3 separate regions of the Homo sapiens genome follow, and all the other regions are linked to region 1. The links are chromatin loops, found by intact Hi-C in ENCODE. Cell type or tissue: A673. All regions are shown on one strand. Region 1 overlaps TENM3-AS1 (TENM3 antisense RNA 1). Region 2 overlaps TENM3 (teneurin transmembrane protein 3). Region 3 overlaps TENM3 (teneurin transmembrane protein 3).

What was found. Hi-C counts contacts between places; a loop is a spot of excess contacts. Peaks named below come from ENCODE experiments on the same cell type or tissue, not always from the same donor. Only the 100,000 strongest peaks of a DNase experiment are listed, where the experiment ranks them.
Region 2: it touches region 1 in a loop (2.0-fold over the local background); 3 of 110 quality-filtered maps call a loop at or near these places.
Region 3: a loop joins it to region 1, with 2.1 times the contacts of the local background. A loop is called at or near these places in 11 of 110 quality-filtered maps.

Annotation. Positions count from the first base shown.
Region 1 is chr4:182,134,294-182,142,293 of GRCh38, reverse strand. It overlaps TENM3-AS1 (TENM3 antisense RNA 1), which reads left to right. Exons shown (of 5, transcript NR_125905.1): 5 at 810-3,636. It also overlaps a transcript of TENM3 not described here. Among named protein-coding and RNA genes, the nearest start is that of TENM3-AS1, 6.2 kb to the left of the region's middle. RefSeq lists an enhancer at 477-1,283. In A673, no CTCF peak of the experiment used is centred here; a DNase peak (open chromatin) is centred at 4,723.
Region 2 is chr4:182,555,807-182,563,806 of GRCh38, reverse strand. All of the region lies in intron 3 of TENM3 (teneurin transmembrane protein 3), which reads right to left. Among named protein-coding and RNA genes, the nearest start is that of TENM3, 320 kb to the right of the region's middle. RefSeq lists an enhancer at 2,711-3,564. In A673, a CTCF peak has its summit at 3,368; DNase peaks (open chromatin) are centred at 3,206 and 7,506; H3K4me3 peaks cover 557 bases; H3K27ac peaks cover 402 bases.
Region 3 is chr4:182,438,604-182,446,603 of GRCh38, reverse strand. The region is part of intron 3 of TENM3 (teneurin transmembrane protein 3); the gene reads right to left. Among named protein-coding and RNA genes, the nearest start is that of TENM3, 200 kb to the right of the region's middle. In A673, a CTCF peak has its summit at 3,319; no DNase peak of the experiment used is centred here; H3K27me3 peaks cover 625 bases.

The DNA.
Region 1 (8,000 bases):
CTAGTGACGGAAAGCAGCACGCATATCTTTGCGGGAAGAATCTAGAGTCGCCCTGGGATAGATCCATCTCCTTCTGCCACTGAATTTCACACTTGAAAAAGATAAGGTCATGGGGGCGGATGAATGATATCCCTCACTCATTTAGCCATTCTTATTATTATATAAAAAAAAGGCTTGTCAATTATGAAGGTGTGTCCCAGATATTACATGAAGATCATGCAAACTACTTGAAATTTGAATCCGGACATGATCGTAAGGAAACTCTTTCATAAAGCACTTTTGTGGCCTAGTTCCCACACACACACAAAAGTATTAGGTCTTTAAAACTTTTCCAAGTAGTAAGTGAGACTCCCTCTTACTGTCTACGAATACACAATAAAGAGATGAGACACTGCCCCAATCCTAAAGAGGCCAGAACTGAAGTGCTACATTGTGTGAGTTAGGGGATGCTTCTTTTTTCCAGCTCTTTTTTCTAGAATCCTCATTACAGCTAACGCTGGTAATAAAGGTAGGAAAACAATAGAACTCATAAAACTTAGAAATGGTAATAAATCTTGGCTCCTGTCTCTAGCCCAGTTCCTTCTTACATGAGATTCAAAGTTTTTCAGTATGCAATGCTGAACGTTCACACTATGGTTGCAAAATAGAAAAAAATACTCTAGAACTCATTAATACGGCCCTGCGCACTCTATGCCAGGCGTCGCTGGTGGACAAAGCGCGCAGGGGTCCTCCTCTACGTCTGCCTGCGCCTGTAATCCAGGCAGCTTACGTGTGTTAAATTTGGGTCTCTCTCTGTCTCTCACACAAAGAAGTTCCATCATTTGAGGCCGTTAGGAAAAGCTGATGTTGTGCAGTGCCAAACTACCACACGCTTCCTCCTTCGGATGAATCCCTGGAAAGCAGAGAGGCAGCTCGCTACGTGACCATCATGCTTTTTACCTCACTGAGCTGTTGTCAAGAGAGGGCGGGGATGGCGGGCAGCTCACGTCGTGCCCTCCGCAGCAATAAAAACTGGAGCGGGAGAAGAAATGCAAGACATCGCTGTCTGTTTTGCAAGCCTCTGGCCGCTCTCAGCAAACTCTGCCCGGCGCGGCTGGTGACTTTGCGGTGTGAACGCAGCCGGTCGTGCTCGGGATAATGGGACCGAGCTGGCGGCATCGCCCTCCCGTGGGCCCCTCTTGCCACACAGATGCGCAGCTCTCCAAAAGGAAAATGTGGCCCAGCAACCCTCGCCTAGCCCTAGTCCTAGGAATGCATGCCTGGGGCCTTTGGAAGCCTCTCAAAGGGCTGGGGGGCGGGGGGGAGGGATATAATGGGCCGAACCTCTGGATTCATTTTGGGGAAGAGGAGACAGGTTCTTGCCCCACTACTGAGGCAAGGCCAACAGCACCCTGCCCTGCTGCTCCACCGCCTCCCCGCGGGTCAAGTCTCAGCCGAGTGTCGCTGCCCACCTGAAGGTGACACCTGTCCATTTTAGTCAGCATCACATGCGCCTTCCCTTTCTCCCCTTTGGGGTCTGTCCGTTTTCTCCTCCTGTCCTAAAGAGCCAGCTTGGAACTGAAGGGGCCGGGTAGCAGCTGTTTGTGCCTCTTGCCCGTGCAGACTCGAGGGTCTCCGCAGCCACTTCCTCCTTTAACACGCGAGGCTTTCAGGCGTGCAGAAGGGGACCGCCGGGTCAGGCAGGTATTAGGCTCTCCAAGGACACTTGTGGACATCACTGGAGTTTACCTATTGTTTGGACTTTATTACATCTGCTTTAGCAAACGGAGGCATGAGCGGCCTGTCTGCTGGGTTCAAACCCAGTTGCTGCCCCGGCTGCAACCTCTCCCACTCAAGAGACCCTAGGAACGATGAGGAACGGGGTAGAAATGACCAGGGGAGCCAAATCTCAGGTACCGAGACCTTCCAGCTCACCCCTCAGGCTCAGGAAAGCCAATAACCCACATATGCCCAAAAGGAGCTTATGTCTCAACTGAGAACAGCAAATAGGTGATGGGCCACTTTAGAACAGAGGCTAAAGGCTGGTAGCCACTGAGCAAAACCCAAATTCTAGGCACCTGAGGTGTTTCCCTTACACAAGTGCCTTCACAGGTAGCAAGCAATTAATCTGCAACAGTGAACAACACTAAAACTTAAATTTTACATGGAAGTCTCTCAAGTAGACAAAGTTATTATTGGGTGGGGTTTTCCCCCCACTGGCAAAAAAATAACTTATCCCTTGGCTGTTAGATTGAGGGAACTATAAAACAAATATTTTAATTCGATCACTGACAAAGTCATAAAATTCAATGACTGTTTGTAGAGGAAAACATGCTTTCATTATCTTAATTAAAGCAAGATAAGCCTCTCTCAATGTGCATGCATTTTGGAGCCACTGAATGGACTGGTGATGAGACGAAGCAACCTTTAATTGGGACCATGCTTCTCCAGTACATTCGTTTGTATTCCATGGTGTAAACCGGGCCTTACGCGTGGCTCCGACCTTCGGTGGAAATGCATTTGCGTAGCACCACCCAGGGGCTCCCTTGCTTTGGCTAGAGCCTCATAAAAGACCCCAGGTTTTGCGAAGGATTTTGAACACCAGCGTCTTTTAACATGTGGAACTTTCGGTTTTGGTTTAGCTCTGTGAACGTATTTAAAACTTGCTACATTATTCCACAGTGAAAGTTGGAACCTTTTTAAGAGTTATCATAGAGTGCCTTTTAACATCTGTCATATTTTCTATAAACAACTTTTCAGTGAGAAGCGTATATAGTGTACTCGAGGTAGGCATTAGCTGCTGGCAAGGTTTATGATACAATAGTGACACTACAGGACAATTTTTTAGTCAAACAACACCCGTTAGATATTTCAGGGTCCAGCTTATATGTTAACTTGTAAATATAGGTTAAAAATATAGGTATCAAGTGACTAAATTCAGTATCAGACAAATTGAACATCTTTTTATTTCCCAGAAGTGCCCTACTCTTTCTCCTCCCTTTGGTGACCTCTTAGTCTGGAATGCTCTGCATCCGGGGCCCCTGGAACACATAGTTTTTAAAGTACCTATTAGTGATACTCTCCTCCCGTTGGCAGTGCTTCCACTGTGTTTTCTGCATGTAATAAAGGATGGCACTGTTTTTTGCATAGGTCTTTCCTAATAGCTGAGCACTCTTGGAGTGTAGGGGCTCAACCTTATGCCTCTTTGGACACACAAGCCTAGCCCATGGGCTGGCATATAGGAGCTGCTCAATAAATGTTTGTTGAACGAATGAGTGGATACACGAATAAAATATTTTCATTGTCTTTAGCCCCTCTGACTTTCTTTTTTAAACAGGGGTATGTCATAAATAAAATTTACCTTGAAAATGCATTTAAGTACACTGTTCTACTTCTCTGACCATGAAGTTTTTAATGGGACATCGTTTTAAAATTCTGGTCATTACAACGAACCACTTTTGACCTTGGTTGACTTTTCTCAGAATCATAATGCGAAGTAAAGACAAAAACAATGAGAAAAGGCAAAGAGATCAAATTTTGGTTTTCTCTTTTTCAGTAGGATATGATGTTTATCGAAATTTGGAAACAAATTGTAGCAAGCACCTATAACATGTAGATACTCATGTTTTTATATTAAATATGACATTATTTATAAAACCCTGTCGTCCTCCAAATTCCCTTTGGATTTTTAGTGGTAAGAAGTGTAGAGCCTAAGATGACTGCTTTTCATTTCTTCAAGACAAGGGTTCAGCTGGTATTGGGGAAACAATCTTTGTTTGTTCCTGTCTGCTCAGGAGGACTGTTTCTAATTGATCTGGCATGGAATTTAGTTGGAGATGTGTATGTTGCAACTGAAGCGCAGAGCCTGTGTGCTTTGTAAAGTGATAACCATATGGGCCTTATTTGAAACATTTGAGGATTTTCGACATTAACCTGGGTTAAATTGAGCTATAAATTCAACTCAAATGTATATGTCCTGACAAATTCATCATCACTTTGGATAGATTCAATCCATGCTTCCCTCAGATTAATAAAGATGATGACCGCTTATCACACATGCAAAGATTCGTCGTGATAAAGTACCATAATGTTGTACTTTGCACTGTTTAAATGCAAATTGCCCATATTAAGCAGACCTTTTCTACTGTTATCACTTTCAGTAGAATGGAAATGTTTAAAAATGATCTCTGGGTAAAGAAAAGGATATATAGTCAAATCTATTTCCTCTTACACCATTTGCAAGTGCACTTCGCTATCATCATGAAGATTTAATTAAGCAAGCTCAGCTAGGCTAAAAAGCAAAGAGGCTGAAAGTTACTACTTATAGAAACATATTCAGGACTTACACAAAATAATTTATTTACTATTCTTCATTTAGGGATTTGAGCAACCACTGAAGGTTAAGAATACAACAGAATTCTATAGCTCCTTTCCCCTATTTCTGAATATCAAATTTAGAGCTTAGACTTTGTTACAGATAATAGTACTAAGTTATGGATGTTGATGGGTCTTCCCTTGCAGCTTTAAATTGCCTTGAAAAAGATACAGTTTCTTTAATTAAAAAAGCTGCACAGAACTAATCCCTCTAGCTGAAAAAAGAAAAGTTTTAAGCAATCTCTTTCTGCTCCGAGAGAGAAAGGCAGACAATACCATAACAGATCAGAAACATAAGCTATAGTGTGCAGCCAGGAGCACAGCAGGGAACTGAATACTGCTCCGACTGTGTCATTTTTTAATCCCCCATCCCAGTTTTCCCCGTCTGACCTCATGCTGAGATGAAGTTATCACAGAAGACAGCTTTACTCTCACCAATGAATCCAACCCTGGATCTGTATTATCCTTAGCAGATCAAAACACCGCTTTCATCAAATAGCATTATCTGCATAAAAGGCATGCAATTGCCTGATAATTTCACCCAAACTATGCTATTCATTTAAAGGACAAGAAGAGAAATGTAATTCATTCCTTTTTGGGGGGGGGGAGGTGGCAGAGAAGAGTGAGACTTGGGGAGAGGCAGAGGCTGGAAAAGCTAACTTATCCCCTTCACTCATGGGAACTTTCCTGTTTTTAACACAAAATCCCAAGAAGGGGTCCATTTAAAAGTCCCCCTACTCCTGCGCTTTAAGATTAATTGTTGGAGCAATTTGGTGCAGTTTGAGTGACAAAAGTGTAAGTTGTGTAGAAAACTGGCAGTGAGAAATTACAAAGCTTGCTGATGTCATTAGCCATGCTTCCATGAACCCCAATAAAAACATCATATCCAGTAAAATTGGAGAAGCACAAGAATTAGCTGGACAATTGGATGAAGTTTAACACAACGTTGTATTGGGTGGGGGGGGATGCTGACTGGAGATCTTTCTGTGCATTATGAGAAGTTTGAATCCTTACAGTGGGAAGACAAAAGACAGATTCCACAATTCTGAGTTGACACTTTGAAAAATATTTAAGAAATCTTAGGCGTCAAGACTAGCTCTTTTTTAAAATTTAGAAAATACTTTAGCCTCTTTCAGAATGCCTTTTTCATCTTATGTTGAAACAGTGTTCTCATTTGCATTGTAGATTGTATAAGCTGTTATAATGGGCTTCTCTTTAATGGATCCTAACTCCTTATTGAATGACATCAGTTGTTTTGCTCAAGGTATGGTGATAGGTTAGAGCAATCAGCCAAAACCATTTGTGTCAAGTAAATGGAATTACTAAGAAGTACTAAAACTCCCACGTGAGTATGGGTGACCTATTAGGTATGTGTTAATATCCTTATCATATGTTTTACTCACCGTAATTTCAATGATTTTGCTTGAAAATGTAAATCTTCCACCCAGCCCTTTCAGAACTCACTATGTAAACTGACCCTGCAAGAAATTCAGTTTAATCTCTACCCTTCCATCACCCAGACAACATCTATACACAAAAATGTGTAGGACAAAGAATCAGAACTGCTTGAAAAAAGAACAACAATAGCATGCTTCAAATCAGAGGCAAGGAACACTCCTGGAAATTCATGAGGCAAGTGACGGGGCAAGAATTTTTCCCTTGAAAGAAAGAAGCTGGTTCTAGAAGAAAGTAATTGTAGCCCTATTATTCATTATCATTGCCACTTTAATTACATGGAGGTATTCCCTAAAACATTTCAATGCAATTAATAAACAGGTGTTTTTTTTTTCCATACCAGCTTTCCAAAACTACAACTTGATACTGTAGTGCTCTGAGACTAAGAGTCTATGTAGATATATGGTCTGCTCAGTAGTAAAGCTCCAACTGATGTTTCCAAAATACAGCTTCATGACATACAAATTATCTGAAATTTAATGTGATTAAGCATTAAACTGTGGTATTTCCTTGAATTTAATGACAGTACTATTTTCATGTCAAACTTGATTACAAGAACCAGCTTTCAGAGCAAACTGTTTAAAATCCCAAATCATTAACAGATCATTTAGGGTTCAGTCTCACAAAACTTCTTGTCTGTGAACTATCAACTAAGGATATGTAAGCAGAGAGGTGAGTTTCACATTCTTCTTACATATGTGTTGGTTGGGAGAAACTGAATCTACAAGTCACATTTCTGTCTGTTAATGCCAGGAGAGGAAAGATGTTTACATCATCAATACCACCGCCACTCTTAACAACATACTTACGACGAAGTTCGTGGTCATATGCTATTTTCTCAAAGCCTGTCATGGACCGTTACACCCATTTGAAATGGACATAGACAACTTCCTTAAGACTTTAGAAATTTAAAATACAACATAAGATTTTGATATTTTGATATTTCGTCTTTACTTTCACTTCAAGTCTGTATTCAACTCATAGCTGATTTTTCTAAGAGACTAAACCTGGTTCATCCATAAATCCTGATGTCAGAAGTACATTAGGCCACAGTTGTGTGAATTACCTTAGTCTGGAAACCTAAGCCATCATCACATGGGTCATGGAATTCTTTCTTTCTTTGCTTAAAGATGACACCAGAAACACCACTACTCTTAGGGTACAAACGTCCCAAGTGAGACAAAGAAAGATATTTCTAACAACCTTCTAGGTAAAGCTATCCTCTTGCCTAAAACTTTGGATCATTTTTGGAATTTTTTTTTTTTTTTTTTTTTTTTTTTTGAGACCGAGTCTCACCCTGCTACCAGGCTGGAGCGCAGTGGTGTGATCTCGGCTCACTGCAACGTCCGCCTCCCGGGTTCCAGCGATTCTCCTCCCTCAGCCTTCCTAGTAGCTGGGATTACAGGCGCGCATCACCACATCCAGCTAATTTTTGTATTTTTAGTAGAGATGGGGTTTCACCATGTTGGCCAGGATGGTCTCAATCTCCTGACCTCGTGATCCACCCTCCTCGGCCTCCCAAAGTGCTGGGATTATAGGTGTGAGCCACTGCACCTGGCCAAACTTTGGTTCATTTTTGGTGCTTAAGACAGCAGAGCTTGGTTTTCTCTGTGGCGTGATGCATTTCTGAGAAAAGAGAGTTGTGGAATAAAGCCATGAAACAGTAGAAGAGTCATATTGAAATACAGCAAGCTCCTACGGGCCATGTGATCTGATTTTTAGTTTACCTGATGAAGACGTAGCTCTGGCTTTGTTTGCTTTAGTGAAAAACATAAGAAGCCAGGCATTTCTAGAGCAGACTGGGGGAAAGAAGAATCTGGCCTGGGCAGAGAAGCATCCAAATTTCTTTCTGTGTTTACCTAACACTTCTTTCTTAGCCCTGTACTCCAAGTCCAGCACTTTTAATCCACAAAATCTGTGAAAGACCAGGATTCACCTTCCCCTCTTTTATCCTTGGATAAGATATCTAGGAGGAGAAAAAAGTAGGCCATGAGAAGATTATGAGCTAAGAGTCTATAAAGAGGGAGGAAATTGGCAGTGAGAGAATCTGAGTTAGGGGAAAGAGAAGGGAGAACAAGCTTAAACTGAAGATAAACTAAGAGGATGCTGGAAGGAAGAGAGGGTGCATGTGAGATTCCTAGCTTAGAGTCCTGGCTTAATGGAGCTCTGCATTTATCTTCAGTCTCTATTTA
Region 2 (8,000 bases), 420 kb before region 1:
TATTAGGATATTTGTAACAGCTTTTTTCCTAGTGTATTCCTTACTCACTGAAAGCACTCATTATATGTTTGCCTCTCATTTTATCTTACTTGTTCCAGATCAAAAGATACTTTTAATGTGTAGGAATGACTTCATTTATTCATCTGTTAAAATACAAGTTAATAGTAACTGCCCCTGCTACATCATAGTATTGTTATAAGGATCAATTGATATGAAGCTTATAAAAATGATTAACTTTTTATTTAAAGGGATAATTATTTAATAATATAGAATTATATCAAGTAAAAGTGAAAGTGAATTATATCAAGTGAATTATATCAAGTAAAAGTGAAAGTTTCCCCTTCCCCTCTCTAAGCCTAAATTCTTTTTTTTTGAGATGGAGTCTTGCTCTGTCACCCAGGCTGGAGTGCCGTGGCATGATCTCAGCTCACTGCAACCTCCACCTTCCAGGTTTCTAGCGATTCTCCTGCCTCCTCAGCATCCCAAGTAGCTGGGATTACAGGCATACACCATCATACCTGGCTAATTTTTGTATTTTTGTAGAGACGGCATTTTGTCTCTACATATGCACGACATGTTGGCCAGGCTGGTCTTGAACTCCTGACCTCAGGTGATCCACCCGCCTCAACCTCCCTAAGTGTTGGGATTACGGGTGTGAGCCACCATGCCCAGCTCTAAGCCTAACTTTCAAGATAACCCAGTGTACCAGAGTAACATTTTGAAATATTCATCAAGGTTTCCTACCATCACCACCACTGTATCTTCTCCTGTACCTTTCTCCATATTCTGTGAGTACATGGTGCCTTAGGAAAAAAAAAGTTGTTAAAGCAGAAGTAAAGAATAAATAAAGTATTGATCTTTAAATTTCAAAAGTTTGGACTTATGCTAGAAACAATGAGGCTGGCAAAGAATTTCTGAGTACTCAGAGTTCACTTTTCCAGCACCTGGCCCCTTGACCCCCACAGTACCTGACTGTGATTGCATGACTGGAGCAGAAGAGAATTAGGCACGGTGTTGTTGTGTTGAGAAGTTGCGCTCCATGTTGCACCCCCCACAAAGTTGGATATAATAACAGAAACAAAAGATGAATCAGGGTATGGCAAGATCTTGCCCCTTTTCCAGGAGGGTAAAGTAGCATAGGATAGGAGTAAAGGTGGCTGTGCAGGGTGTTCAGTCAGATGAAACTGAGACAGCCTCAAAGTGGCAGCCTGCTCCAACCCCAACCCCCACTATGCCCAGGGTGTCACGGTAGGGCAGCCATACATTTTCTTGAGTGAAAAATGGCACGGAAATGACTAAGAGAAGAACAGAGTTCAGAAAGGGTCTTGTGATGAGTGTGGACACATGAGGCAACAGCGGCTGGAACAACAGAACTATTTCTCACAGTTGTGGAGGATAGAAGTCCTAAAAAATAATTGTGGGTAGGACTTCAACATATAAATTTGAGAGGACACAATTCAGCATATGGCACTCACCATCCCGTGACACTTTCATAATCTCATTCCTAGGATGGGATAAGTTAATAAGAAACTCTGATTTGACTGTGTCTACTTAATGAGTTTCTACCACTGGTTGGAATAGTGGCTCAAAATTAAAACTTAGTTCACTTAAAAGAATAGATGTTTATGTTTCTTATACAGCCTAAGGTTGCCTAGACAATCTTACTCTCACATACATTTTGTGAAAATGCAATCTATCTTTATATTAAGTTTGACAAATTGCTTTATCTACTCCACAATAGAACATAGGTATTTTTTTCAAGTTAGGGTGTGTATCTATCTATCTATCTATCTATCTATCTATCTATCTATCTATCTATCTGTCTATCTATCTATCTGGATATACACAGTATTGTTTATATACATATATGCACAATATGTCTTATATAGGTTGGTGCAAAAGTAATTGCAGTTTTGCTATTATTTTTAATGGCAAAAACAGCAATTACTTTTTCACCAACATAATATATACTTGTGAAGGTTCATTCTTTTATAACAACTGAATAGTATTATGACACAGCATGAATTCCCTTTTGATGGGCATTTAGGTTGTTTTTAATATCCATGTAATACTTAAATAATCCCTTACATAACTATTCTATAGAATTCTACAGGATCCATTCAGAGAAATGAAAAACTGAAATTGTTTATCCATATAAACAATTCTGGCAGGTACTGACAAAAAGTCTTCCCATTAAAATTTTTGTATGTTTTCATCATAAAATATTACACTTTCAGTGCAAACATTTAGAAAAAACAAAACTACAGAAATCTAAAAAACACTGGGAAAAGAGAAAAACTAAAACTATCCATAATCCATTACCCAGGGAAAATTTGGTTTGTTTCTTTCCTTTTTTTTTTAATATACAAATATCATCAAAATCAAGATTGTACTGCATAGTTCTGCTTTGCTATCTTCCTTGTATCACTAACATGAGCATTTTCCTATGCTATTCTATATTCGGAGGGATTTTAAAAATTGTAAAGAGCTATTATCAGTTAATTTTTAAAATCATTTTTATTTACATATTTATATATTTATAATTTTAAATTTTGAATTCATAAATACAATTTTTAATAAATTTACAGAGCTCTACAAACATCATCCAATCCAATTTTATAAATTCCCATCAATGTTTTGAGTCTTAGTTTGTCTTTTTTTCAATTATTAATTATAATTATTAAATCCTCTTTGGTTTTTAAATTTGCCTACCACTTTTCTTCCCATTTGTAGACAGTAACAGCAAAGGCCAGAATTTAAGACCCGTTGGAAATGTTCCTCAAATTAAACCGTGCATTCTTCACGCAGGACCAGTTCTCTGGCCATGAACGGAGAGGAATGGATGTACTCTATCCTACACTACTTCTAAAATACGTACATATGTCAACACTCAGACCTTACACCAAATAGAGACTATCTCTAAAACATTTGTCTTCTCTGAGGAGTTGTATCTTTGCCCTTTTACTTCTCCACTGTTCATTATATTGTTATTTAGTATTTTCTTTTCCCCTTCTCTTTCATTCAAGCAGGATCTGTTCATTTATGATGTCCTACTGCCTTGTTTCCCTGTGGCACCATCAGAACTGCTGCTATAGACGTGGTGCTATCCCATGGGAACTGGAGAAGCAGCATGAAACAGATGTGATACTTGTCGGTTTTATTCCTGCTGCTCCTGAGAAGGAAGTCCTTTGTTCAAGAACAGAGCAGGCATGACCACCCACTGAGGGCATTAACTGGTAGGAAAGAAAAAGGGAAACTGTGCCTTTGCCTCTCTTGAAAACTTCTCTTCCCTAGCAGAGTGACTGCATTAGCTTCACTGTTGCTTCTGCTGGCATTACTGGGAAATCACTGTTTGTAGGAGAAGCAGTAGAGGGGGCACTGAGCTCGAGGGAATAACGAAAGTTTTGAAATATTGAATGGCTGAATCACCTTGGGAATGGAATCTACTCTCGAGTTAATGTTAAAGAGGAAATTTGAGAAAAAATTGTAAAACACACATTATTATTCCAATTGGCCTTCATACTTCAGTTTTTTAGTTTCCTTGTCTTTTAATAAATAAAAGTGTATTTATGTGGGGGTGTGTGTTTGCATTAAACTACTTTTGCAGTTTCAATTCAAGTAACGTATTCCTGTGTACTGCAATGCTGCCAGGATTCAGGGTGTGTGTGTGTGATTGTGATGTACTGTTGTGGGGATAGTTACTCTTTTTTTAAAAAAAAAAAAAAACCTTTTTTTAATTTTTAATTTTTATAGGTACATAATAGGTCTATATATTTGTGGGGTACATGAGAAGATATTTTGATACAGGGATACAATGTGTAATAAATCACATCAGGGTAAATGGGTTATCCATCATCTGAAGCATTTATTCTTTGTGTTATAAACAATCCAATTATATTCAATTATTTTAAAATGTACAATTAAATTATTATTGACTACAGTCACTCTGTTATGCAATCAAATACTAGATCTTATTCATTCTATTTATTTGTACCCATTAACCATGGGGCTAGTTACTCTCTATAGAATGTAGAAGGATTCTTAATTATCCATTTCTCAAATTAAATTTCAATAAAAGCAAGAGGTGTAAAGAAACTGTGAATGAAATAAAGCTTAAAATGACCGTGGAATGAAAAAATGTTATAAAAAGAATACAACAAACGCTGGGCATTAAAAAAATCAATAGAAAATCTCAAAGTTTATTACAGGGTGCTTGCATAAGGTAAGCATTTTTCTTCTCAATTCAGCTCTCATGTTGCCATTTTCTGGTTTTGCCATTAGAAAGTAATCCTAGAAAGGCAGGTAAATATGTTCAGGAGAACAAAAGTTTGAATTCTAAATAGAACAAAGAATCTTTTGATTAGTGGTTACTATTTCATTGTAATTAAACAAAAGTAGTATGATCTGAGTAAGGACCAAAGAATAAGGAACTCCTCATTTCTATGGAAACAACGAAAATTACTCCTTTCAGCAGTGTTAGGGCAATCTTTGCATTATACCACTTTTGACAAATTTAATTCAAATAATTCTCTCCTGAGCATTGTACTGTTCTCAGGATTAATTAATATCTACAACATAAACTGCTTTTAAAATGTCAGTTAACGTAAGCGCTATAAAATATTTTGGTTGGATGGACACAACAGGGATTGATTTTCAAAAAAAAAAAAAAAAAAAAAAAATCCCGAGGAATAAAGAGAAAAGAAAGAAAGAAGAAAACAGAAAATGCAAAGAATAATGTGAAAGAATAATTTAACTGGGTTGGGAACTCAGTGGTCACAGCTGACACCCTGGAAAATTATGATGCCAATGGAATTGCATTAAATTCCAAGCCTCACTGATTATACCTTAAATAACCATAAGGGTGGATCAGCATGGGCATTTGGATTATTCTTTTACATCATAATTTTGGATAGGATACTTTTCTCTGTGAAACTATCAATTTTACCCTCTTTGGAATTATAACATCTCCAATAAGGAAACATTAGGCTTTAAAGCTTCTCTGGAAGAAGCATAAAAACTGATTTATATCTAATGACAAATCAGGACAAGGGATCTGAGAGCTGATGCTACAGAAATATAGAATTATTGTTTACATTAGGAGAAATACTTTAATGCATGCCATTTTGTGCTATAATAAGATTAAAATTGTTATCTTTTTTGTTTTGTTGCATTGATGAGATTAATACCAATTGTCTTCACTGAAGAATGACTACAGAGGCCTTTTTATGCATTTATATCCCCAATCTACTTCCTCTTACTCCACTGATACACAGTATCTTTTAAGAAACAACATCTTTCAGCTTTGCCATTTTTATCCCCTTCATCTAGAGTAGCCTGTTGGCAAATCAGCGGCATGTCAGAAACGGGTGAGGAACATGAAGATATACAAGTGTGAATTTCATGAGGCCTGATGCTCCTACCATGCCATGTATTTTTGGCCACTAAAACACTACAAATTCTTAGCTTCAACACCCCATGTTGTGCATCTCATCCCAGTAGCAATTACAGCTAGAGTCCAGCTGTAAAAACCTGATGGAGATGCTGTGCACATTCAAAGAACCAAAAGCACAATTCATTAGGAGTGCATCACTTGTTTTCCAAGCGTTTTCGCTACAGGCACGCACTGGCAGGGCAGGGCTATTCCCATTCTTTCCTCTTGTGCACTCCATCGAGGGCAAACCACTGCAAAGTAACCCAGAAACTCACGATTACCTCAGATGCCATTTAAACCCTTCCTTCATGCATTCAAGGGAAGGAAATCGGATCGTAGCCGTAGATGAAAGCAGAAGGTATCGGGCAAGTTCTCTCTCTTTCTAATACTCCAAAGAAACGGAATCAATCAGATCAAGCGGGAAGTAAACTAGGACTGCAACTGAGTAACGGGCAGGTTAGACATTTTGATAGTTCTATATATTTACTCAGAAGGAAATCACTGTAAACATGTATGAATGGTAGAGAGACATCTAGGTAAAAGTGTTTCTGAGGCACATAAAGGGTACCTGAGGGACAGAACCACACCAGAAGTGATTCTGAATCTCAGCTGGGCTGGTGACAGTGCAGCAGCTGGAGGCTGGGGGAGAGAGCACAGATGAGAATCTGTGGGATGCAGAAAGGGAGACTGTGTGGTCTGAACTTCAACTCCAAAATGTTGTACCCTGTGGCTTCTATTTAAGCATCACTGGCTAGAGACTATATGTAGATTCAATCAACAGAGCAAGGGCCAAATTCATCAATAAAAAAGACCATTAGCACATGGATTGATAGGATCTTGCTTAGGGTTCCGTAGAAATGAGGGCTCATCTGTTAGCTCAAATAAGGCCCCTGTCCTTTTTTAAAATGAAACAAGTATTTGAAAATGTTAAGAGCTGAGCCCTGGTTTATTTGAACAAAATGTGAAAAATAAGCACAATTGTAGAAATTCAAGTACATCACAGTTTACTTACAGACAATTACGATTCTAATGAAGCTCAGAGTACTTAGTTCACACACACGAGTGATCTGAGTTGGACAGGAACAATAAATAGGGTCCCAGTTAACAAATGCACTAACCATTAATATCCTTTTGAAAGCCGCAGTTTGCTCTGACCCTATGAACAGGATTGGTTTATAAACAGGTAATAATTAGATACAATGTTGAATAGAAAAAGTCATTTAATTTTGATTTTACATGAGATTTTATAATTTTGTTTTAAAGTTCTCCGAAAAAAGCTCCACAAAAAAACAAATACAGAACCTAGGACAATCTTGTAGAAGAAGAAAATGTCTGGTAACCATATTTAGCAACTGGTTTTCAGTACACATTAGATGTATGATTTTAAAAACTGGCTGCAGGAATGAATGAACTCTTGATTAGATGAATACTGCCTCTAGGGTAACCTAATGCACATCCCTCTTGCCTTCCCTTGCCTGTCTTCTAGGGAATCCACAATGTGTATGCACATTTTACCTAGTTCAGCCTGAGTCAGGCTATTGAGATGTTTTTGTATGCTTTTCTCTGCCTATTCTTTATATAGTAACATGGGGTTGATATGCCAGCACTTCAGTCTACGTAGGAGTGGGTCATCGTCATTTCAGTGTTTGCTTTATAATGCAACGTGGGTGCCCTCTTAAGATTTCCCAAATGAATTCAACAAAGTGCTGGCTACAGGGGAGTGGGAAGGGGAAGACACTTGTAAATTGGTCACTTTAAGCTTCACTATGTAAGTAAAACTTATAAGAGATAAGCTACCATTCTCTAAATATAAAGTTTTAAATAATTCTTTAGAAAAGAAAAATTTTATTTTTTAAATAGGACAATTCCTCTTTATGAATTCTCATGACCAAATGATTTCACTAATTACTTTGTTGTATTCAATTTTGGGATAGTTCGCATAGTTGAGTTTGTAATGCAATAAACTATGCCTGAATGGTCTGTTTACTCCACTGCAAGTTACAAGCAAAATGCTTTCTCCTGAAAGGACTTGTCTCTGAAATGCACAAAGTGGCAAAAAGCCAAGGGAAGCTAGCTGGTGCTTAAGCAACCAAGAATGAGCAGTGCCTGTGTGCATTGCAATCTCAGCCAACCGAAGTAAATGTTATTGGAGTTTTTGTGCTGTAAAATTGCTGCTTTCATGCCCACTGCATCTGACAACAGGAATCCTTGGTCTACTAGGAAGGTGGGAGGTTGTTGTGCCTTCTAGCCAGATTCCTACATTCCTAAGAAAAGGGCTGGGAAGTGGGGTAAAACTTCTATTGTTCCTAATGGGCTAGGGACAATGAGACTCAAGTTGGTGGCATATTTGGTCAGAGAAAGAGACTAAACAACAAAAAAAGTACTAATATTACTTCCTGCATTAAGCATTAGGACCTGGGAAGTTATTCTTTTAGAGAAACTCTTCAGTGTTTGTAGAATAAAAAAAGTAATTCCAGAGGCCTCAGGACCTGGGAAGTTATTCTTTTAGAGAAACTCTTAAGTGTTCGTAGAAAAAAAAAAAGTAATTCCAGAGAGTAGTGGATTAATG
Region 3 (8,000 bases), 300 kb before region 1:
TATGCTTCAAAAATGCACTCCTTGATTTTTGACAACCACAAGTTAGCAAATCTGGACTTGGACTAGAACGTTCGAATGCAGAAAGATAAGCACACTAATGGAAGAATGAAAGGTTTTAAGATCTTAAACCATTGTTTGGGTCAAGATGAATCTCAAGAAGACTGATCCTCTGACCTGCTCATTTCCCCAGATGAATGCTATGTAAATTGGTCACTGATTGATAGCATTTATTAAAATTTCCATTTAAAATGCTAATTAGATATAAGTATTACATACAGGTTAGGCAAAATTTTATATTGGAGTGTACTGGAGTATTCTACATGTATATCTAGTTCCACCTTTTCTGAATACAAAACTAATTATGTATTTCCAAATTAGACAAAGATGGGATCCTTTGAGAATAATCAAGGATTTACACTGAACGAAGCTGAGCAGTAGCAGTAGCAGCCCATGGGGCAAAGGCAGAGGAAGAGACATGGTTTTAAACAATTTCTATTGTTGAAAAGTGAAGGATGGTTTCCACATATATCTTCCCAAGAAAAGATACACAGTTTTGTGGACACCCCCATGCATACATTAAATCACTGCCGTCTTTTAAATACAGGAGTCCACCAAAGAGTTCCACAGAGACGTGTAATGAGGCCCACGTTCAACTTCTGTTTTCTTCTACTATAGTTTGCCATATCGATGATGTCAGAGATAATTAGCATTATGGATATCGCCTTCTATAACTTAAGCAATTCTTGTCTAAGATCTGCGGAATTCCCCACAGTTCCATGAGCAGACACTATCAAATATATTGAATTATGTGGCTATTTTATGTTGTGAATGAATAACCACGTGGAATCATACTTGGAATATTAAATGAATTTTACTTAAAACTGAATTCAGTTCTTTAGGCATAAAAATCTAATGACCGAACACCACGAGGAAGATTTTTAAAAATGCATGAACCAAACCAAATCAAAGCAAATTGTATTTAAAAAAAAAAATAAAAAGTCCACAAATGAGCTGTTACTTCAAACTGGCACCAACTTAGCTTCATATTAAGAATGCTTCTGACCTCTCTCTCCTTAGGACAAAAACCTTGAAGAAAAATCGAATTGTAACCGACACTGAGATTATTACCTTTCCCGCTAATTATTAAGTACCAAATCCACATTGTCAGAGGTGCTAATACAAAATCAAAATCAAACACTCATAGCTATACTAAATAGATGATTATGATTAAAGCTAACACTAAGCACTTCATTTTATGACTGGCATTTGATACACACCATTTTTATTTAATTTTCTAATCTCATATGAGAAGAGTAATATCATCCCATTTTATAGATGAAGAACTGGAGCTTAGAGAAGTTAATCATGTGCCCACATAGTTACAGAGTGCTTGGGCCTAAACACAGTTCCAGGTTTGATGGACTCAGGAGCCTGCCGCTTAACCATTTCTCTAAATATTTAGACAGTATTGACTCAATAGTTAAAGCTGGTTATTGGCCAGGCACGGTGGCTCACACCTGTAATCCCAGCACTTTGGGAGGCCGAGGTGGGTGGATCACCTGAGGTCAGGAGTTCGAGACCAGCCTGGCCAACATAGTGAAACCCCATCTCCACTAAAAATACAAAAAATTAGCCGGGTGTGTTGGCATCCCCCTGTAATCCCAGCTACTCGAGAGGCTAGGGCAGGAGAATCACTTGAACATGGGAGGTGGAGGTTGCAGGTTGCAGTGAGCCCAGATCGCGCCATTGCATTCCAGCCTGGGCAGCTGGGCAGGAAGAGCAAAACTCCATCGCAACAAAAAAGAAAGCTGGTTGTTAGGAGTGTAGTTCACCGTTTAAATAAAATTTATCAGGATAAGCCCCACCAAAGATTTGGAAACATAATATTCCATTTAAAAATTGATAACTTGTGGATTTGAGAAGGAGCAAAATAAAAAAAGGGATAGTCCTCGATTTCTCCTGTGTTTTCAAATTACCTCAAGAGGTCAGGAAACAAATAGGCCAATATTAGTATCCTCTGAGAGCTGTAATCTTATAGAGGAAAAAAATGGCTAACAAACATTCCTAAACACCGGAATTAGGGATTGTCGTAGGTCAATATATGTCTGTCCCTCTAGAATCTAGTCTGTTTAGACTGACTCTTAAAAATTATACCTTTATTTGTAAATATATATATATTTTTAAAAGCATATCAAAGAAATTGTTACCAAAATTATAGCACACTGAGATCAATTGGTAATAATAATGGTACATTAGTTAGATCCTGTGAATAAAATTGTAGATTTTGTCTTATGTTTTGCCAACTGTTATTTTGTCAGTAGCACATAACTTTCTAACAGCTATATGGACTCTGATGTAAAACTATAAGCTGACATAAAACTATATTTAAAATCATGGGTCTTTTCTCCAGTAAAGTTCGATTATCATTTACATTGGAACAGAAATAAAGGTTTGAAAACAAAGTCTTGTAATAAAGGCCAATTCATAATTTTTCACAGATGTCTACAGTAAATCTAAAAGGCTAGTGTAATAGCTAGGTGATTCTTTCTTTGATTTACCCTATGGAAAAATCCACCCACAATAGACATATTTATTTCACAATAATAAATGACCCACATCTGAAATCATTTCTAAAGGTGAGTTCTCTTTACTTTTAAAGGTGTTAAATTATTTCACCCCCCAAAAACCAAATGCTTTGTGGAATCTGATACATGATGAAGACTTAGGGCTCTTTCTTTAGATATCCAATCATGTCCACTGCTTGCCAAAAGCACTGGTCCTTAATTTTGTCCTAATTCAGATGACCTTGGGCAGGAGCCTACTGGGTCCTCTACAGCCTGGGCAGGCAGGGAGGAGGAGGAAGCAGGATCTGGGTGTGTGTGATGAGGTCTGGACTCTTTGTAGGGGGCAGTCAAGCAATGTGCTGTATACGAAAGGCTTAGTGAGCTTCAGTCCTGTCCTGGCAACTATCCAAGTAGGAGGGAAGGGGGTGAGGTAGGGACATCATTCCTACCTGGTGGTGAGAGCAGGAGAGAGGCAGGAGGGCAGAGCTTCAAGAGAAATCCAGATGGCCAGCAAGAGTTAGCTGGGGCTGTGGATGCCAGGAACTGAGTACGTAGCAAGAGCTGAGGACCCAACCCAAGTCAAGCCATCAGGTGTCCAACAATGTTAGAAGACAATCTATAGCACAGAGAAGTATATGGAAGCCTAGTTTTATCAGTAACCTCCATGACTAGGGAAGGACAGGAGTGGCCAAGCTAGAGGGAGTGCTGCTTATCCCTGGCACATTGGATTCAGGGGCTGCAGACACACTAATTCCTAGGCCCACCCAGGGATGGCAGTATGTGTCTATGCTTGGCAACTTATTGGGGTTCACCTGACTTTTAGGCTTTGATAATATGAATACATTTTGGGGAGTATTTTGAATGTATTCTTTGGCAGTCCAAGATAAAGAAATGGAAGTGTGATAAATAAAGATGATTGAATTGTTTTTAATTATGGAGCAAATTCTTCAATCTGGACCATCTGTTTCCAACCATCATTCCATTCACCCATTCCCAAAACACTTGTGTTGGTTCTCAGGCCAGACACGGTGGCTCATGCCTGTAATCTAACACTTTGGAAGGCTGAGATGATGGATCATTTGAGCCCAGGAGTTCAAGACCAGCCTGAGCAACATGGCGAAACTACATCTCTACAGAAAAGAACCCATATATATATATATGTGTGTGTGTGTGTGTGTGTGTGTGTGTGTGTATATATGTATGTATGTATATATATGTATATATATGTGTATATACACACACACACACACACATATGTACACACACACACACACACACAAATTAGTCGAGTGTGCTGGCATATGCCTGTAGTCCCAGTTAGTCTGGAGGCTGAGGCAGGAGGATCACTTGAGCCTCGGAGGTGGAGGTTGCAGTGAGCCATGATTGTGCCACTGCACTCCAGCCTGGGTGACAAAGCAAGACTCTATCTCTAAAAAAACAAGCAAACAAACAAAAAGACCAAGCATTTTTGGTTGAATGTCAAAAATCTTTGAAATTAAATGTATTACTATAAGTACTTTGTTTTGATTGTTTAGAAAGGAAGAATTATTCATTGGTGACTAGTGCAGTGGTGTTGTCAGATGGGTAGTTGTCTATAGTGGCAATAGCCGTGCATAGATCAAATCCTTTATGCAGTGGACAGAACATAGAAATCACACAAACTTTTATATTAACCCTTTACAATTTATAATATCAACCATTTCAAAAGAATCCATATGTACTAAGATATTTTTGCAAATAGTTTAACATATCTTTATTGACAAATAAATTTAGATAATAATTATTAATTTCAGGTGTTTTCATGATATAGTCATATAGAATGTGTTTTTCAGGATTTTCTGACTTTGTGAACACGATTTATGAGTATGCACATATATTTATGCATCATTGTGGATAGAGGAAGTACATGCTCCATACCTCTGCATTTTAGCTGACCAATTTCTGCTTGCTCATAACTTGGCTTAGAAGTCAGTTCTTCCATTTAGCCTTGCCTGATTCACCAAGAATAGTTTATGGGCCCCTCTTCTGCATTCCCATTCAGCTCCGTAAATACTCTTTTCCTGCCTTCATCGTACTATATTCTGCTCCCTGTCTACTTGTCTGTAGCTCCTTCCAGACCACGAACATACGAGCATAGGGACGATTTCTTTGCTGATTTCTTAACATTTGGCATAGTGTCTTGCACAAAAGAGACACCAAATAAATGCTGGTTTGGGCCAGGTACAGTGGCTCACGCCTATAATCCCAGCACTTTGGGAGTCAGAGGTGGGCAGATCACAAGGTCAGGAGTTCGAGGCAGGCAGATCATCAGGTCAGGAGTTCAAGACCAGCCTGGCCAACATAGTGAAACCCCATCTCTACTAAAAATACAAAAATTAGCTGGGCGTGGTGGCACGTGCCTGTAGTCCCAGCTACTAGGGAGGCTGAGGCAGGAGGATCACTTGAACCTGGGAGGCAGAGGTTGTGGTGAGCGGAGATTGCACCACTGCACTCCAGCCTGGGCAACAGAGCGAGACTCCATCTCAAAAAATAATAATAAATAAAATAAATGCTGGTTTGGGAATGAGTGGATGGATGGATGAATGGATGGGTCAATGGAAATGAAGAATCCAGATTTTAAAAAATTGCTTGCTGATTAAAATGATTCTTTCCTATGTATACATCACACTATTCTGTAATTATTGTTTTCTTTTTCTCTTTCTGTCTGTCTGTCTGTGTCTCTCTCACATACTCCTAAGCTAACATAAACCTCACGAGGGCAGAGGCTGTGACCTAATGTCACCTAGCACCATTGATAGTTCAAGGTCATTATTTTAGAAAAATCTATACATACATTTTTTGTTTATAAAAATTACAGGATTATAAAACCGAACATAAACTTAATACATGATCTAATTTTGTGATACCCTCCCAGATCGCTCTCAGATATAATCCAGTCTAAATTACACCACACACAGATGAATTTATTTGGTTAAAAAAAAGCCCTTCCGTGCCATAGCCATTCCAAGTAATACATTACAATGTTTTACATTGTTTACTGAGGGCAATTCTATTTTAAGAGTCTCTAACTTAAGCAGAAAAGGTAACTATCGGGAACTGGGCTTAATACCTGGGTGATGGGATAATATCTACAACAAACCCCGTGACACGTGTTTACTTATGTAACAAACCTTCACATGTATCCCCAAACCTGAAATAAAAGTCGAAAAAAAAAAAAACCTCTAGAGCTACAATTTATGCTCAATGCCTTCCGCACGGTCTTCCGCAGAAGTGAGGAGCAGCTGGTCACCATTTTCTCAATAAGGACCTTTCATATACTTAATGATAATTATTCTCAAATCTTCCCTTAAAATCCACATCGTCATGTTAAACTCATTATTACTACCATTTCCTCATGGGTCTGTTTTTCATCTCTTTCATCTTCTTAAAGGCTCTTCTCTGAACTTCCTCTGTAGGACTGGGGGTGGAGGTAGCTGAGAACCATCACCTTTGAGTCATCAGGCTGTAGATCTAGACATGTAGGCCCAGGAAGAGTAGAAAGCTCTATGATAAGACAAATGGCGTAGAGAAACGAAATGGAGTGAAGTGAGCATTGCTTTGGCTATCTGTATTTAAAGGTGCCCATCAGAGCCAGCTGCAGTGGCTCACGCCTGTAATCCCAGCACTTTGGGAGGCCGAGGCGGGTGGATCATGAGGTCAGGAGTTCAAGACCAGCCTGGCCAAGATGGTGACACCCCGTCTCTACTAAAAATACAAAAAAATTAGCTGGGCGTGGTGGTGCGTGCCTGTAGTCCCAGTTACTTGGGAGGCTGAGGCAGAGAATCGCTTGAACCCGAGAGGCGGAGGTTGCAGTGAGCCGAGATCGCACGGCTGCACTCCAGCCTGGGCAACAGAGCGAGACTCCGTCAAAAAAAAAAAAAAAAAAGGTGCCCACCAGGAGTTTGCAGCTGGAAGAAGGGGGTTTCGTTCTATAATGTAGATTTACTAACCTGGTTCCCTAACAGTGATACTTACGAGAGCAGATGAGATTTCAGAGGCAATGAGTAAACGAAGACAGCAACCAGCCAAGCTGGAATCTTGGTGGATGCTTACATAGAGGGGCCAGAGAGAGGAAGTTCACCCAATGGGGAGACAGAAGGCACCGTCTGGGAAGTTGGAGAGAATCTGCAGTGTAAAACGACGAAGAAGCCCCAAGTAGAGATTTCAAGAATTGGGACAGGGAATGGTGTGGGTGATGGTTAACAAAGATACATGTTACAGATTAATACTTCTAATGATTGAAGAAAAGGTCTTGAAATTGGCAGGAAGAAGCAATTTTCGATCTAAAGGAGAATAATTCTAGTAGAATAATGGGGTGAATGTCAGAGGTAATGGGTATTGAAAACCAAGTGGATGGTGGGGAAATAGAGACAGCTAGTTTACACACCAGATTTTTTCTTCAAACCTTCTAGATTTGAATTCCTCTCACATTTATTGAATGCCTATTATGTGCCTGAAACACCTTAGGTTCTTTCACATGAAATGCCTTGTTTAATCGTCACAGGACATCCCTAGATTAAAACTAAAGTAGAAAACCGTATTTCCATTATTTAAAATACCCTGTAGGAAAAAATATACAAATTCTTTTAGGCAAATTTCTACCTAGGGTCTGTCTTGGTTTATAAAAAGCCAATGTGCTTAGGGTCTTGCTAGGGGCAACTTCAGCAGCTTAAGGGAAATCATAGAAACATACACAGTAAGTAATATAGGAGAAGAGAGTTCTCTAAAAAGAGGAGAGAAGGGAGAGTGAAAAACAGGTAGAGTCAGAGGCTGTCAGGTAAGGAAAACTCAATTACTGTCTAGTCCTGGGGACTTTCAGCTTCAGAGTGATAACAAACTTCACAGATGTATCTGTACAGAGGGAATTGAGTCTTGCAAAAGATCTGGAGTCATTGAAAGGCAAAATAAGGGCATCTATTAATCGATGCTGAGCAAGTTAAATGTAACTCCTGAGGCCATGGCAAACTGAAGATCCTGACCACAAAGGCAAGTGTCCACGTGTAGATTTTGACACTGGACCATCCAGATGTTTCAGAGCCTATCATCCTTGGTGGCCATTTGACTGAAATAGAAACCACTGTAAAAATATGTAGAACTATGTTATTTTTGGCCAAAGGCCTTTGCAAGATTTTCAACAAAAGCTTTGTACAATGTGATCATTCAAATGAATTTTAAAAATTAAGGCAGAAGAAGTTAGAGTATTTTAGAATTAATTTCATAATATTACTCATTAGATCAATATATCACTATGTCACCTTAACTACAGAGTCTAAGATAGCCTCAGTACAGATGATATAAGCAGCCAGCATAAGTAAAAATGTTCTCAAAGTTAGGTACAAGTGTATGTTGAATAACTGCATCTTTTTTGGTTGTATTCTACAGTGGTTGTTGGGCAAA